Linked DNA regions of Homo sapiens: region 1 is linked to region 2. A link is a contact called in ENCODE Hi-C data. All regions are on one chromosome and are shown on one strand. Each heading gives the region's core, a stretch centred on a gene start or an enhancer-like site at or near the end of the contact. The rest is flanking DNA. Distances are from core to core; before and after follow the strand shown.

Region 1 (3,193 bases), core at 338-2,837, 120 kb before region 2:
GGAATAAGCCCTCTGGAATAGAAGCAGAATAATCCAGTGGTTTCTTTTTTCCTGCAAATTTAATGTTATAGTAATAACTTCTTGTATATATGTATTGAATAAAGTACACCTGAAATCACCTTTCCTTGTTATTTTATTTCACAATGACAAATATTTAAAGGTCCATGTATTGTTCCTTATGTGTTCTTGCAGAGAATATTAAATATACAACAACCTACAAAATATGTTATTTACCATTATTAAAGATAGTTTAACTGAAAACAAGGATCACTTCAAAACTGGTCAATAAACTTTAGTAAAGAAAATGTGTATTTGAAATTGTGTGGACTTTCTTAAAACAAAAACACATTGCTATTAAGAAAACATCCTCTATAGGGATGTGGTTGAGGAAGACACACTGAGGCACATTTCAACATTGACACATTAACACTATTCAATAAAAATAATTATTATTCTACTGTTAGGCTCAAAGAGAGGTTCAGCCCTGCAGTGACTTACATGGGTTATGGCTCAAGGGTCAGCTGAGGCAGGTGCTTGCTGCTAAGATAACAGAGGTGCCAAGATAACAGAGGTGCAACAGGTCAGAGATGCAGGAAGTGTCTTGAAAAGCTAACCTATGACTAAAAAGACACATGACTGGGTGATAGCTAACACATCATTTTCTCCCCATTTTAATTCACAACAAGCAAAGCAAAACAAAACCTTTATGTGTACATTGATAGAAGAGAATGTCTAACCTTCAAGAGTGGCAAATTATTTTATTGAGAAGGCTCCACAAAGGCCCTACACCTCTGAAACGGAGAGACTAATTTGACGTGCTAATTAGAGTGCATGAGGTGCATTTCGACTACTGAATAAACATCAATCAGTTATTACCTATAGATAAATGAAGTTTATTGCATGCAGCTCTTGTACATTTCAGAGCATGTGATCTTATTTCATTGTGAATTGGCAATAACTTACTGTCTTTAAAAAGGCTCTACCGCTCTCTAAAATAATGAAATTTTTGTGGAAAAGAAAAGCAGTATCACTCCATCCAGCACATTTTTCCCAATTCTTCCTGCACAAAACCTAAAAAGTCTCAAACATTATTTTAATGTTTTCTTTTCAGCGTTCGCTGATATTTTGTCAAACTATATTAATTCATTTTTATTTTATTACTTTTGTTTCATTTATTAGTAAATACTTCTCCTTTACATTTTTCCTAGTAATTTAAACTTCTACGCAGACTTTGAAAAAATTCGTATTTGGTATGTTCTGATCAATACTGCTTGCTCCACTCCAACTAAAATTTCATTTTTAGTTTCATGTTGATTTTCCCAAATCTCCAGGCAAGTACCGCCTGTCTTTGGGCTAAAATTAACAGTGCTTGAATGTATTTATTCCGAGCCTTGATTTTTCTTTTTAACCATGAGCACGTTTCTGAAAAATCATGAGACGCTCCCCTGCAAAGCGACTTGGCTTTCCTTTGAGTGGCTGTACTCACTGCGTTCCGGGCTGGCGGCTGAAGCTCCTTCCTACTCAGCGCCGGCGCGATCCGCCCACTACGTGCCAGTGTGGAGCCGGAGCCTGACTCATTCCCTCTACGTGCTGGGGGCGGCCTGGCCAGCCTTTACTTTCTGCGGGGACAATTTCCCATACACCGGCCGGGAGGAGAGGGGAGGGCTCTAGCACCCGTGACCCAGACTCCCGTTCCCAGGGTGCTCGCGAAGAGCGCCAATCCAGCCTTGACTTCCTGCTGGGACGTTTACCTCCACTTAAGGAGGGTGGAGAAAGGAGGGCTTTAGCACCGGTGACCTAGAGGCCTTCATAGGACAGCAGGTTGGGGAACGCCTTCCTTCAGTTGCTGTGCTGGACTGAATTGTCAGGTGGCTCAAAAGGAGTCGTCAAGCCCTGGGTCGGTCAACCAGGAAACTAGAAGAGTTTTGTGTATTTCAAGAGGTGATTATTCAGGAAACTCTCAGCATGTCACCCTCTCTAAGTGTCACAGAGGGAGGTATTATTTGTGCAGTTTATGGATAAAACAAAAGTCTGAGGAATTTCACACCATTGTAAAAGATTATCTCAAGTGAATTTTTCCACTTGGTATTAAGAAATTCATCTGCACCACTGACGTCATTAACATTTCTTGTGACATTACAAGATTTCACTTGTAATCACTAATTCTTTGTAGATGCACCTAAGCCATTTATCTGTACAGGCCATTTATCTGTATTTTTTTTTTTTAAGACGGAGTCTCGCTCTCGTCCAAGCTGGAGTGCAGTGGTGCAATCTCGGCTCCCTGCAACCTCCGCCTCCTGGGTTCAAGCGATTCTCCTGCCTCAGCCTCCTGAGTAGCTGGGACTACAGGCACCCACCACCACACCTGGCTAATTTTTTTGTATTTTTAGTAGAGACGGGGTTTCACCGTGTTAGCCAGGATGGTCTCGATCTCCTGACCTCAGGTGATCCGCCCGCCTCGCCCTCCCAAAGTGAGGGAGTCCTCTCAAAAAAAAAACAAAACAAAAAAAACATCTCTTCATGTGGGTTCGCATACACCAAAGGATGCAAACTTTAAGTTGGAAAGGGGAAGTGTAGGTTCTGTGCTAGTCTGAGTTCAAAGAAGCCTTCTCTGAGGAAGTGCTATTTAACCCGAGACCATCCAGTGGTTGGTAATGGGTGTAGCATTCACAGGAAGGAGAAAACACAAGGACTGTTAAAATATGACATTTCCTAGAAGGAAGTTCTGCCTTAAACATTAATCACATCCATAGACTATCATGTCAGATGAGCAGATGGGAAGGCAAAATAACATTTCATTTAAAGAATTAAAGCAGCAAAGCTTTTTCACTTAAGGAAGAGGATTAATTTAGCAGTTCAGAAAGATTTTGAAGAAATCAGTTCCCCTTTCCACACATGCACACCTAAGACACACACACATACACAAACTTGCTTCCAAAAATATAGGGCCTAAATCCAACCTAGAATTGTTTCACTTCATGGTCACAAGATCATGTGGTTTATTCTTGCTTCACTCACATGGAGAAACTGAAGCTTGTGTCAGCATTTGCTGAGAATTTCTAAAGTCTAAAAGTGAGTTGGGGGCTGAATTAGGCCTGAGAAGATTCATTAGGGATATGCTAGGCCATTGCCTTTTACATTATGCCACAGAGCAAATCCAAACATGCATGACTCTATTCTTAAACTAAAATTT
Region 2 (3,333 bases), core at 218-2,717:
CCATGGAATTCTATGTAGCCATAAAAAAGGATGAGTTCATGTCCTTTGTAGGGACATGGATGAAGCTGGAAACCATCATTATTAGAAAACTATCGCAAGGACAAAAAACCAAACACTGCATGTTCTCACTCATAGGTGGGAATTGAACAATGAGAACACTTGGACACAGGAAGGGGAACATCACACACTGGGGCCTGTCATGGGGTGGGGGAAGTGGGGAGGGATAGCATTAGGAAATATATCTAATGTAAACGACGAGTTAATGGGTGCAGCACACCAACATGGCACATGTATACATATGTAACAAACCTGCATGTTCTGCACATGTACCCTAGAACTCAATGTATAATTAAAAAAAAAAAAAAAGAAAAAGAAACAGCCCAAGGTCAGCTTTCAGAGCATTTTAGTTAGCTGTGAAAACTAGCATCTTTCCTTGCCTGGGAGACCAGTGATAGAAGCGACCTCCTGGAACTCTTAAATCTCTGTCAGGATATTTGCCTGCCTGAACTTGATAGGAGGGAATAAAAATTGTGCTTCCTTTCAGGCTAATTGACATGTTCACTGGGTCCCCATGTATGCTTTTCTGTAATCCACCTCCAAGCACAGAGATTGAATCTGAAACCTGGAAATCAACTTGGATATTCGTAACGAAGTTGACATAAGCAATGTCAGATAGGCAGAAGTAAGCACTACTAAGCACCGAAATCAAATCACTGTTCAATCACCTGCAATAGTTGGTCAGGAAGCATTTATTTACTATTTTTACAGACCATTACATTTCCAAATGCTTCCACAGAATTCATTCCAATTAGAGCAAATTATTCACTTGGTAGATGTTAGCTTTGATCCTGAATAACCTTTACATTATGTTCATTTTTTTCCTTTGCCAACGATTAGCCTACTCTATAAATCTAGGTGTTACTGGAAAGGGGTCCTGATCCAGACCCCAAGAAGAGGGTTCTTGGGTCTTGCACAATAAAGAATTCAGAGTAGGTCCACAGAGTAAGGTGAAAGCAAGTTTATTAAGAAAGTGAAGGAATAAAAGAATGGCTACTCCATAGACAGAACAGCGGCATGGGCTGCTGCTCTGTATACTTGTTGTTATTTCTTGATTATATATTAAACAAGGGGTGGATTATTCATGAGTTTTCTAAGAAAGGGGTGGGGAGCTCCCCCAACTGAGGGTTCCTCCCATGTTTCTAGATCATCTAGGGTAACATCCAGACATTGCCATGGTATTTGTAAACTGTCATGGGCTGGTGGGAGAGTCTTTTAGCCTGTTGATGCATTATAATTAGCATAGAATGAGCAGTGAGGATTACCACAGGTCACTTTCATTGCTCTCTTGGTTTTGGCCAGCTTCTTTGCTGCATTCTCTTTTATCAGTAGGGTCTTTGTGACCTGTATCTTGCTTTCTCATCCTGTGACTAAGAATGCCTCACCCCCTGGGAATGCAGCCCAGCAGGTCTCAGCCTCATTTTATCCAGCCCCTGTTCAACCTTGAGCCAGTCCAGTTCCAATGCCTCTGACACAGGTAGAAAGAAGAAACACCGAAACAAATTTGTACAAGTGCAGCATTTGTGTAGCATTTCTTTTGATGTGTGTTTTGTGCAGATGAAACAAACATTAAAATTTTCAGAGATTTCTTTTATAACAGTAAATGTGTCCTATTTGTTTCCAGCTCTTTGACATTGGACAAATTTTTATTGTTGCTTGATCATCAGGGTGAGTAATCTGCTTTTCTGATTGGAGCTTGGATTTAATCACACTTCAAAAAATTATTTCATCTCAATGAATAATAGGAAGAACTTCTGCAATATTTCATAAAGCTGGCATTAGTGTGATGACTTTAGCCTAATTACAAAGCTGTGTAATAAAATTTTACAATTCAAGGTGAGACTATCATGATAAAGGCTAATCATAATGAATGCTTGTGGGTGCTACTTGCTTTCTTCCTCTAAGTAATACACACCACTAAATTCAATGGAATTCAGGCAGAATCACTGGTTCCCACCCTTCTTGTTCATCATTCATTTTCTGTATTTTTCTTCATCTGTGGTTTGCTGTAGTTTTTTCAGCTAGTTCTGACCTTGGAGTGTTTTTTTTTTCTTTCTGGATAACAGTGTGGACAAGCATCTGCTTCTGCAGTTGCTAATGCCAAGGTTATTTGCCAAGAACAGAACACAGGTTTCTCAACATTTTGCAAGTAAATGACTCTTAAACAAATTCATGAGAATGAGAATATTTTGCAGTTAAAAAATAATAAAAAATATGTTCACCATTTGTGGAGATGAAAGATGTTCATAAATTATACATTTGCTTCTCGAACGGGCACAAAATCTCTACCTGTCTCACATCTCACTTTCCTTAACTCAGGTGTCTGCGTTTGATCTCGTGAAAGTTTCAGAATGGGCCTGGCGCGGTGGCTCATGCCTGCAATCCCAGCACTTTGGGAGGCCAAGGTGGGCGGATCACCTGAGGTCAGGAGTTGGAGACCAGCCTGACCAACATGGAGAAACCCCGTCTCTACTAAAAATACAAAATTAGCCGGGCGTGGTGACGCATGCCTGTAATCCCAGCTACTCGGGAGGCTGAGGCAGGATAATTGCTTGAACCCGGGAGGCGGAGGTTGCGGTGAGCCGAGGTCGTGCCATTGCACTCCAGTCCAGCCTGGACAACAAGAGTGAAACTCCGTCTCAAAAAAAAAAGTTTCAGAATGATGGCCAAAACAACATTTCTCATTTAGCATAGTAACACAGATCTTCGTGGGAGGTAAGCAGCAGCTTATTTTTTCATAGTTCTTAATTTTAATGCATCTTTTAAGTACATCGGCCTTCAGGGTTATCCGTATTTTGTACTGATGTGGGTACTATTGGGTGTGACATGTTTCAGGAAGATAGGTAAGGACTTGGCCCATATTTTCAGAAGAAAAAAAGTCAACATTATGGGCAGCCAATGCTTAAATCTCCACTTCCCATTTTTAAGAAGTGTCTATGGCCACCCCTCTTTCCCATACAGATTCTGAAAGATTGAAGGAGGTTGGCACAGGGGATAAGAAGTCCCAGCAGGCTATTTCTTTCATGATTTATTTTTTTACTTCCTGACATCTCTGATGCTTATTTTGACCTGATATCACCTGTGAAATGTTGTTAGGGGACACAGGTGTGCTCACTATTGTGCTTTGTGTCCTCCCTGCCCACGCATCTCCAGAGAGGGTTATGCAAACCAAATACAGTTATTTTATACTTTTCAATTCCAGTGAAGTCATGAGATGCTTTGTTAGAAATGCTTCTAGGAAAAAAATAAAATTAACCCAGATTAAATTTTAGTTAT

The links. Hi-C counts contacts between places; a loop is a spot of excess contacts on that map. Pooled maps may share reads with other maps.
Region 1: a loop to region 2 is called in a map of PC-9, with 12 times the contacts of the local background. The contact joins the promoter of TMEM144 here to the enhancer-like site in region 2. A Hi-C loop is called at or near these places in 1 of 168 maps with a recorded cell type or tissue (PC-9) and 2 of 50 pooled maps.

Annotation. Positions count from the first base shown.
Region 1 is chr4:158,208,880-158,212,072 of GRCh38, reverse strand. It overlaps TMEM144 (transmembrane protein 144), which reads right to left and starts at 1,587. Exons shown (of 13, transcript NM_018342.5): 1 at 1,487-1,587; 2 at 499-620. RefSeq lists enhancers at 1,655-1,744, 1,645-2,199.
Region 2 is chr4:158,092,970-158,096,302 of GRCh38, reverse strand. No RefSeq gene overlaps it. Among named protein-coding and RNA genes, the nearest start is that of GASK1B-AS1, 76 kb to the left of the region's middle. RefSeq lists an enhancer at 978-2,177. Within about 2 kb of position 1,467, at least 8 of the 41 ENCODE cell types and tissues checked have a DNase peak (open chromatin) inside an H3K27ac peak, as active enhancers do; they include PC-9, where a contact is called at or near this core.